2 separate regions of the Homo sapiens genome follow, and region 1 is linked to region 2. A link is an interaction called in ENCODE POLR2A ChIA-PET data of the cell type or tissue named here. Cell type or tissue: B cell. All regions are shown on one strand.

What was found. Peaks named below come from ENCODE experiments on the same cell type or tissue, not always from the same donor. Only the 100,000 strongest peaks of a DNase experiment are listed, where the experiment ranks them.
Region 1: POLR2A ChIA-PET joins it to region 2 with 10 read pairs; 3 of 35 experiments call an interaction of 5 or more read pairs at or near these places.

Annotation. Positions count from the first base shown.
Region 1 is chr16:23,996,792-24,001,791 of GRCh38, forward strand. The region is part of intron 3 of PRKCB (protein kinase C beta); the gene reads left to right. Among named protein-coding and RNA genes, the nearest start is that of PRKCB, 160 kb to the left of the region's middle. RefSeq lists an enhancer at 3,215-3,284. In B cell, no CTCF peak of the experiment used is centred here; no DNase peak of the experiment used is centred here; H3K27ac peaks cover 1,748 bases.
Region 2 is chr16:23,804,676-23,809,675 of GRCh38, forward strand. No RefSeq gene overlaps it. Among named protein-coding and RNA genes, the nearest start is that of PRKCB, 29 kb to the right of the region's middle. In B cell, no CTCF peak of the experiment used is centred here; a DNase peak (open chromatin) is centred at 2,516; H3K27ac peaks cover 2,095 bases.

The sequences.
Region 1 (5,000 bases), 190 kb after region 2:
ATAGAATGGTGGAATGGCCTTTTGAAGAGTCAGTTATGTTGCCAGCTAGGTAGCAATACCTTGCATGCCTGGGCAAGATTCTCCAGAAGGCTATATATGCTCTGAATCAGCATCTAGTATATGGTGCTTTTTCTCTGATAGCCAGAAATTTATGGATCTGGGAATCAAGGAAGTGGAATGGGAGTGGTACCACTCATTATTACCCCTAGTAATTTTACCACCAGCAAAATTTTGCTTTCTTTTCCCATGACTTTATGCTCTCCCAGCATGGAGGTCTCAGTTCCAGAGGGAGGAATACTTCCAGCAGGAGACAGAACAATGATTCTATTGATAGTTAACACTGCCACCCAGCCACTTTGGGGTTCCCATGCCTCTGAGTTAACAGGCCAAGAAGGAAGTTATGAAGTTGGCTGGAGTGATTGATCTGGACTACTAAGGGGAAATTGGACACTACTCTACAATGGAGAAAAGGAAAAATGTGTCTGGATACAGGAGATCCCTAAAGACATCTCTTAGTATTACCATTACCTGTGATTAAGATCAATGAAAAACTACAACAACTCAATACAGGCAAAACTATGAATGGCCCAGACCCTTTAAGAATGAAGGTTTGGGTCACCCTGCCAGGTAAGGAACCACCACCAGCTGAGGTGCCCACTGAAGGTAAAGGGAATACAGAATAGGTAATAGAAGAAAGTAGTTACAAATACCAGCTATGACCGTGTGACCAGTTACAGAAACAAGGACTGTGATTGGCATGATTATTGGCATTATTTTGTTATGGATATGTTTGTGTGTATATATACATATGGTGAGCAAATATCTTTGTTTTCTTTGCTCTTTTAGTTCTTTATCATGTAACGTAAGATGTATTGACTTTATATCAGTATTTTTATGTCTTAGTATTTAAGTTATAGGATACCAGGACAAGAGGAATCATTACTCAAGGACTTCATCTCCTTTTCTGGGGAGGGGATTATTGCATTTTCAGTTGTACAAAGTCTAATTGTATCACATCAGGTGGAATTATGTCCTTGTTATTCTTTATTTGGAGGTTCTTTATTTAAGAAGGTGTGTATGGATGCCAAGTTGAGAAAGGGTGGACTTGTGATGGTTAATTTTGCACATGCAGTTAACCTTGACTGGGCTAAGGGGGGTACCCAGATAGCTGGTAATACATGATTTCTGGGCATGTCTGTGAGGGTGTTTTCAAGAAATTATCATTTGAATCAGTAGACTGAGTAGAAAAATTGCCTTCATTGACATAGGCAGGCACCATCTAATCTGTTGAGGACTCAGAACAAAAAGGCAGAGGAAGGGTAAATTCACTCTCTCTTTTTGAGCTGGAACATTAATTTTTTCCCGCCTTTGGGTGTTGGTGCTCCAGGTTCTCAGTCCTTCAGACGTGGACCAGGACCTACTCCATTGGCACCTATGGTTCTCAGGTCTTTGGGCTCAGATTTCAAACATTGGACTAAACTATACCCCTGGCTTTCTTGGTTCTCTGGCTTGCAGATGGAAGACTGTAGGACTTCTTGGCTTCCATAATTATGTACACCAATTCACGTTATTGATTTTTTTTTGGAGAACCCTGACTAATACATTGTGCCTACACCGTAGATGAGGGCGTGAGTGCCCCTTCCATGGATTGAGAGTGGGGAAGAGGTAGTTTCTCTGAGGAAAGCTAGAGAAACGGTATTGTGTCCTGGTTAAAATCACGGATTATGGAGCCAGCATTCCTAGCCTCAGATCTGTGTGACCTTGGACAAATAACTTAAATCCATTTATGCCTTAGATTCCTCAGCTAAAAAATGAGTTAAATAATAGTTTCTACTTGATAGCATTGTTATGAGTATCAAATACATAGATATCTGTAAAAGCACTTAGGACAGTGTCTGGTGCATGGCAAGAGCTATATATGTGATGATGATGATGACAATGACAATGAATAACAGTGCACACATGCTGAGCAGCCAGCAAGGACAGGTGTCTTGTCAGACAGACCAGGAAAGGGTGAAGAATGAGCAGGTTCTCTGTCTGCCACCTGGCAGTCCTTCCTAGAAGTGTGGAGGCTCTGTAAGTGGCATGAGACCCCTCTCTGTATGAATGAAGGAGTGCAGCCATTCATTGCCTTGAGCATGAGGAGAGCAGGAAGTACTCCCTGCAGCCAGCATGCATAGGATTTGGCAGCCTACCTGAAATGATTCTATCTCTGGATACAGTTCCAAAAAGGTCAGTTGGCACCAAGGATGATGAATTGGTCCAGACACCTGAACTGGCTTGACTCAGTTCATTGACCTTTTTCTGCTCATGGTTGGAGGCATGATTAAAGACCTAGCCACACCTGCTTGCCCACCTGGCCAGACTCTCCTTTAGCTGCCCCTGATACTCATGCAGGTATGGAGGGGTGCCCTCTCCTTCTGCATGACCTTGGAGGAACTGGTGTGCAGCAAGTTCGTGAAGCAGAAACACACAGGCGGTGACCTTGGACAAGGCTCCATCCACGATAAAGGATGTGCTTGGTTGCATCCTCTACCCTCTGCTGTTCCAAGCCCAGTCTGAGCCAGGCAATATTATGGATATTAGTAGAGCTTTGTGCTGTTGGCATTATCCTACAGCTATGTTCACATCATATCACATTGAGGCAATTTTATGAACCAGGCACTGTCCCGTGAACCTAGCTACTGAGCCAACCATTCAATAACAATGAGAATAGACAACATTTATGGGCACTCGCCATTGGAGGGCCACAAAGTGTGGCAGAGTTCATGGATGATGCTCCTGGTCACCCACAGTCATCCTTCTTGTTCTTGATCTCACCAGGCAGGAAATCCTCAATTCATCTGTCTCTTGTACCTCTTAGAGAGACCAGGTCTCTGGTACTGTCATAAGCATTACTTATGGACATTATAGGTTATTCAGCACTCAGAATACTGACCACATACACAGCCTCCTGTGACATCTCAGAACAAGAAACAGAGGAGTTGTCTCTGAGGGTTGGGACTAGGGTGAGTCAAGTGAGGTACTTTCCCTGGGCACAGTTTAAGGGGTTCTTGTCTGTGTCTGTGGATAGCTGGTTGGTTGGCTGGTGGGTGGATGATCTAAGATGGCCCCTTTCACATGACTGACGACGAGCAGGTTGTCGGCCTGTGTGATTTGGCTCTCGTCCATGTGGCATCATCCTCCATCCAACTGGCTAGCTCTGACTTGTTCATATGGTGGTTTCCAGGCTCCAAGAAGAGCAAGAGAGCATCTCCCAACACTTTTTAAGCCTTTGTATCATGTTTGCTAATGTCCTAAAAAGCTAGTCTCTGGCCAAGTCCAGATTCAAGTGGTAGAAAAATAGATTCCAGTGCCTCATTGGAGAGGAAGTATCTATGGTTAATCTATTGCAGATCCTGTTAACCCAAGAGGCCATAGCAGAACAGAACCCCTGGAGACCATCACACTGGACTTTATAAAAATCTGCATGTTATAGTGTGGCTCAGAGTCATAGATGGCCTCATCAAAAGAATGCACCTAATTTATTCCCTGCCTCAATCGCCAGTGGACTTAACCACCTCTAGCTATAAGTGGTTAATGTGGCAGTTTATTGATCACGTCAATGGTGGTTAAGAGTATGGACTCTGAAATCAGACATACCTGAATTTGAGTCTTGATTCTGCCCAGATACTCATTAGGAAAACTTGGGCATGTCGTTCGACTTCTCTATGCCCTAGTCTCCTTATATGTAAAATAGGATGTTAGTACCAACCACATAGGTTTATAGTGATAATTTTAAAAATATTTAAAATGAGAAAGAGTTCACAAACAAAAGACAAATGAATTTCAAAGCCCTTACATGAAAGCGCTTGGCACAGTGCATAGCAAGCCCTTGGTACATGTAGCTAAGGCCATTTCCATTGCTCCACCTAGGTCCATAATCAAGAATGTACTGACAATTCTCTACATTCTTCCACCCAGAGCATGCCCTTATGAGGTGATTACAGTTTCCATTTCCATTACTTCACACAAACCTCAAATTCTGTGATGCAGTGCTAAGAAAAGAACTCAAACTTTGGAGCCAGAAAATGCTGGTGTCAAATTCCAAATGGTCTCTGCTATGTATTGCTCCAATGACCTTGGGAAAATAACTTTAAGTTCTGTGACCCTCAGTTTATGTCTTTAAAATAGAGAAAATAATACCTAAATAAAGCGGTTTTTTTTTTTTTGGTAACTATTCAATAGGAGACTGCTTGAACCATCCCTAGAATAATGTCTGGCACAAAGAAGGCACTCAATACCTGGTTTTAAAATCATTATTAATGTCTGGAGGAGCCTCTCCTGCTCTATAAGGGATACAGGTTACCCTCTGACCTGCCAAGAAATAATAGCTAATAATAATAGCTAACTTTATTGAACAGGGTCTCTGGGCAGGCAGTACAAAAGGACTCTTTGTCTGGTTTGTCTAAAGATACCTTTTTCAACACTTTATGGCTTTAGAAATAATTTCTTATGATTTATAGTCAAGTTACTGAGTAAAACCCACTGTTAGGTCCTGTGATCTCCTAATTCCATCACTAAATCAGGTCAATTAGAGATGGTAGACACTAATGTTGACCTTATCCTTTTGATCAAGTCTCACTTTGTGATAAGATAGATTAAAAATCATAAACTTGTTAAACTTGTTAAATGTTGAAGATTTGATAAAACAGAAATGAAAGTATTAAATGTATGTATACATTAAAGTATGTAAATAAGTGAGAACATGTTTGAAAATCTGGTTGAAATGGATGATTTTCTCATAAAATTGTCAATTTTGTCTCAAAAAGAAATTGAAAACCAGAATAGGCAAATAACCGAGAAAGAAATGAAAACATTATTCAAGGATCTTTTCTTCTCGTAAAACCCCAGACAAATATGTTTCATGGGTAAAACTTCTTAAATTTTAGAGCAACGAAGAATTTCTGTTCATTTAAAATTGTACCTGATTACAAAGAAGAAATAAACCTTTACAATTT
Region 2 (5,000 bases):
TACACATATATATACACGTATATATATATACACACGTATATATATACATATATATACGTGTGTATATATATATACGTGTGTATATATATATATATAATTTTTTTTAAGTGAGGTCTTGCTCTGTTGCCCAGGCTGGAGTGCAGTGGTGCAATCTTGGCTCACTGCAACCTCCGCCCCCCAGGTTCAAACGATTCTCCTGTCTCAGCCTTCTGAGTAGCTGAGATTACAGGCATGTGCCACCACGTCTGGCTAATTTTTGTATTTTTAGTAGAGACGGGTTTCCCCATGTTGGCCAGCTGGTCTGGAGCTCCTAACCTCAGGTGATCTGCCTGCCTCGGCCTCCCAAAGTGCTGGGATTACAGGCATGAGCCACTGCACCTGGAAATATTTTTCTTTTTAAAAATTTTTTTCTGGCCGGGCACAGTAGCTCATGCCTGTAATCCCAGCTACTCAGGAGGCTGAGGCAGGAGAATCACTTGAACCTGGGAGAAAAAAAAGGAAAGGAAATTTTAAAAAAATGTTTTTTAAAAATTCCTTTCTTTTTTTTTTTTTTGAAACAGGGTCTCACTCTGTAACCCAGGCTGGAGTGCAGTGGCACAATCTTGACTTGCTGCATCCTCAACCTCCCGGGCTCAAGCAATTTTCCCACTTCAACCTCCTAAGTAGCTGGGGTGACAGGCTTGCACCACCATGTCTGGCCAATTTTATAATTTTTGGTAGAGATGAGGTCTCACTATATTGCCTAGGCTGGTTTTGAACTCCTGGACTTAAATGATCCTCCCGTCTCTGCCTCCCAAAGTGCTGGAATTACAGGCATGAACCACCACTCCCGGCTCTCCTAATATTTTTTATTTGAATATTTTCTAGAAAAATAACATCGTAAAATTCAGAGTAACAAAATGTATACAATGAACACCTAATTTCTCTCTTACTTTCACCCAAGAAACAATTACAATTAATGTTCTCTTATGTAAATTCCTTGTGATATGATCTTTGTAGTGTCTCTATGTGTGTGTCTCTATCTCAATCTCTAACTCTGGATATCATCCTCCATTCTTTTTACACAAGTGGGTATGTCACCTACAGACTTTTATGTCCCCAGTGCTACAACTTGTAAATTGCTTAATGTCAGAGCCCATAAAAATCTACCTCATTTAAAAAAATGGCTGTGTAGCATTCTTCTGTGGAAGTTCTGTAATATAACAAACACTCTCCCATTGAGTGGGAAACATTGTTTCTCATCTTTTGCTACTATTAATAATGTCAAAAGAAATAACTTTGAGCAAATATCTTTACTCAGATTCCAGCTTATGTCTAGGATAAATTCTCAAAACTAGAGTTCCTGGGTCAAAGGATTTTTTTTTCTTCCTCATTTCTAATTTTTGATAGCTATTTCAGAATCTCCTTCCAAAGAAGTTGTACCAGTTTATGCTCACACCAACAATGTGTGAAGCTGGATTTTTTTTTTTTTTTAAGACAGGGTCTCACTCTGTCACCCAGGCTGGAGTGCAGTGGTTCGATCTCGGCTTCCAGGCTCAAGCTATTCTCCTGCCTCATCCTCCTGAGTAGCTGGGATTACAGGCATGTGTCACCACACCTGGCTAATTTTTGTATTTTTTGTTTTAGTAGAGACAGGGTTTAGTTATGTTGGCCAGGCTGGTCTCAAACTCCTGGCCTCAAGTGATCTGCCTGCTTTGGCCTCCCAAAGTTCTGGGATTACAGACATGAGCCACCACACCTGGCCAGAAGCTGAAGCTGGTTTTTTTTTTTTTTTTTTTTTTGAGATGGAGTTTCACTCTTGTCGCCCAGGCTGTGAACTCAGCTCACCGCAACCTCCGCCTCCCGGGTTCAAGTGATTCTAGTGCCTCAGCCTCCCTAGTAGCTGGGACTACAGATGTGAGCCACCACATCCAACTAATTTTTGTATTTTTAGTAGGGACGGGGTTTTACCATGTTGGCCAGGCTTGTCTCGAACTCCTGACCTCAGGTGATCTGCCCGCCTCAGCCTCCCAAAGTGAAGACATTTATTTATATAAATGAAGAAAGTATACAGATAAATTACACAAACACAAATTAGAGAAACTTTGATCTCTCTCTTCTACTTACTAAATTAGCAACAACAGGTAATACCCCTGCCCAAGTGGTGATGCTATAAAATGTTACAGCTCTTTGGGAATACAATAAGGCAAACATAAGCCATACAATTGTTCATATTATTCTATTTAATAATCCCACTCCCATGAATTTATCCTAATAAAATTAAAAACTACTTAAGTATTCAGTAATACTGATGCCCTCTGTTGATGAATCCATTTTCGCCCCCACTTATTTGAAATACCACTTTTATCTTATTTAGGGGTTCAATGACATGGATACTCACAGAAAGTCTTGGGTAACTGAACTCTGAGATCCTGTTCATTTTTATTGCTGACATTTTTGTCTTTCAGATGGTAAAGGAAGTATCTAGAGGAACTGTTGCCTTGGGCCAAATTCTGGCCAACCAGGTGGAACAAGCTGGTGAGGGGAAGTGACAAGGACCTTAGTAGAAAGTGACTGTGTGGGTCTAGACACCCTGTCTGCCTCCTACCACTTTGGTTAACCCTCCAGCTCTTTCCAGCTTAGCTGGGAACATCCCTTGTGGTCAGTATCCTTGACAGCCTAGCACTGTCTCTAATAACAGAAAGTTTGACCAATGAGTTCCCCAAATGTGCCCTCCTTTCTCTTGTCTCCACGTTTTTGCCTCTGCCCTTCCCTTTGCCTGCAATATTTTCCCTCACTTTTAGCCTAGCTAACTCTTCAGCCTTCACATCTGTTTAAAGGTTACCTGCAATGTGAAGGAGATAACATGCTAAGCTAGACACTCCATAATACCTTCTATTTTCTTCTTCTTCTTTTTTTTTTTTTCTTGAGACAGTCTCACTCTGTCACCCAGGCTGTAGTGCAGTGGTATGATCTTGGCTCACTGCAACTTCTGCCTCCTAGGTTCAAGTGATTCTCCTGCCTCAGCCTCCCAAGTAGCTGAGACTATAGGCACCCACCACCACGCCTGGCTAATTTTTGTATTTTTAGTAGAGACAAAATCTCCTGTTGCCCAGGCTGGTCTCGAACTCCTGACCTCAGGTGATCCACTTGCCTCAGCCTCCCAAAGTGCTGAGATTACAGGTGTGAGCCACAGCGCCTGGCCTGCTTCTATTTTCTTAATGGTCTCTATCCAAGATGGATGGGGTGCAGGCAAGAAAGCCACTCAAATTCCAGGGGCCTGATGATCTGGAAAGTGGGCTGAGGTAAATCCCAAGTAAATACTTTCCATTTCCTGTTTGCCTCAGGACTAGAACCAGCTACATAAAAGCCCAATACAAAATGAAACCGTGCTGGGCACAGTGGCTCATGCTTGTAATCCCAGCATTTTGGGAGGCCCAGGCGGGAAGATCACCTGAGGCAAGGAGTTCGAGACCAGCCTGGGTAGCACAGTGAAACCTCCATCTGTACAAAAAATTAAAAAAATCAGCTGGACATTGTGGCATGCACCTGTAGTTCCAGCTACTCATGGGGCTGAGGTGGGAGGATTGCTTAAGCTTGTGAGGTTGAGGCTGCTGTGAGCCAAGATTGCACCACTGCACTCCATCCTGGGCAACAGAGCGAGACCCTTTAAAAAAAAAAGAAAGAAAATGAAAAGAAAGAAAGAAAAAGCCACGCTTCTTTGAGGTGTCATGGAAGTCTAGCTGAAGATTTGTGGAAGTAGGAAATATTTAGTGAACAAAGTCTCCAATGAGATAAGCATGAGTTCCAGAGCCAGAGGCAAGGATAGCACGGAACAGGATTTGGAGTTGGAGGGATACTTCTTTAGACCCTTCTGTGTGACTATCAGGACTGGATGAAGATATTTAGAATCACAAAGAGCTATCTTCATATATGATAAAAACGCCAACAGTGGGGAGAGCATTAGGGAAAAGAGCTAATGCATGCTGGGCTTAATACCTAGGTGATGAGTTGACAGGTGCAGCAAACCACCATGACACACCTTTACCTATGTAACAAAACTGCATGTCCTGCACCTGCACCGTGGAACTTAAAAAGAAAAAAAAACCAGCCAGGTGCGGTGGCTCACACCTGTAATCCCAGCACTTTGGGGGGCCGAGGCCGGTGGATCACCTGAGGTCAGGAGTTCAAGACCAGCCTGACCAACATTGCGAAACTTCGTCTCTACTAAAAATACAAAAATTTGCCGGGCATGGTGGTGGGCACCTGTAATCCCAGCTACTCGGGAGGCTGAGGCAGGAGAATCGCTTGAACCTGGGAGGCGGAGGTTGCAGTGAGCTGAGATCGCGCCATCGTACTCCAGCCTGGGTGACAGAGTGACCCTGTCTCAAAAAAAAGAAAAGAAAAAAAAAAGAAAAGAAACATCAACCGTAAGTCATAAAGGATGGATAGCACACAAAAGACATGCTTCTCACCCCCTCTTAGGTCTGCTTTTTTACTCTAGCCAACACTGTGGTGCCTGGGTGTGCACAGCCATAAACGGGGAGCATCTCCCTTTGGTTGCATTGTGTATCTTTCATTCTCTGTCTCCGGGCTTTTCTGCTTTCTCCAGATGGTAGGACTGTAGGAATCTGCATGAATGAACCACACTGACTCATTCACACACCTGGAAAGGCAAGGGAGCTAACAGCCCATGCAGCAACCCTTGACAGATGAAGGAGGCCTCCATGGATAAATTGCTCTTCTCTGGAGCCTCCTGTTTGGAGAGGATTCACCATCATTCCTCTAAGGACCTCAGCAGGACTGAGCCGCAGCTGCCCATGGTGGCAACCAGCTCAATAACGTATCCGTGGATCCGTGATCACTCCTTGGTTTCATGCTTCTCCAGCCTCTGCTTTCCTGGAATCACTTTCCAGATTAAACTGGCTGCCTGCAAGCCCTTATCTCAAGCTCTGCTCTTTGGAAGAACCTAGGCTAAGACAACAGGTGTGAGAAATTCTACCAACGTTTTAGTTTTTCCA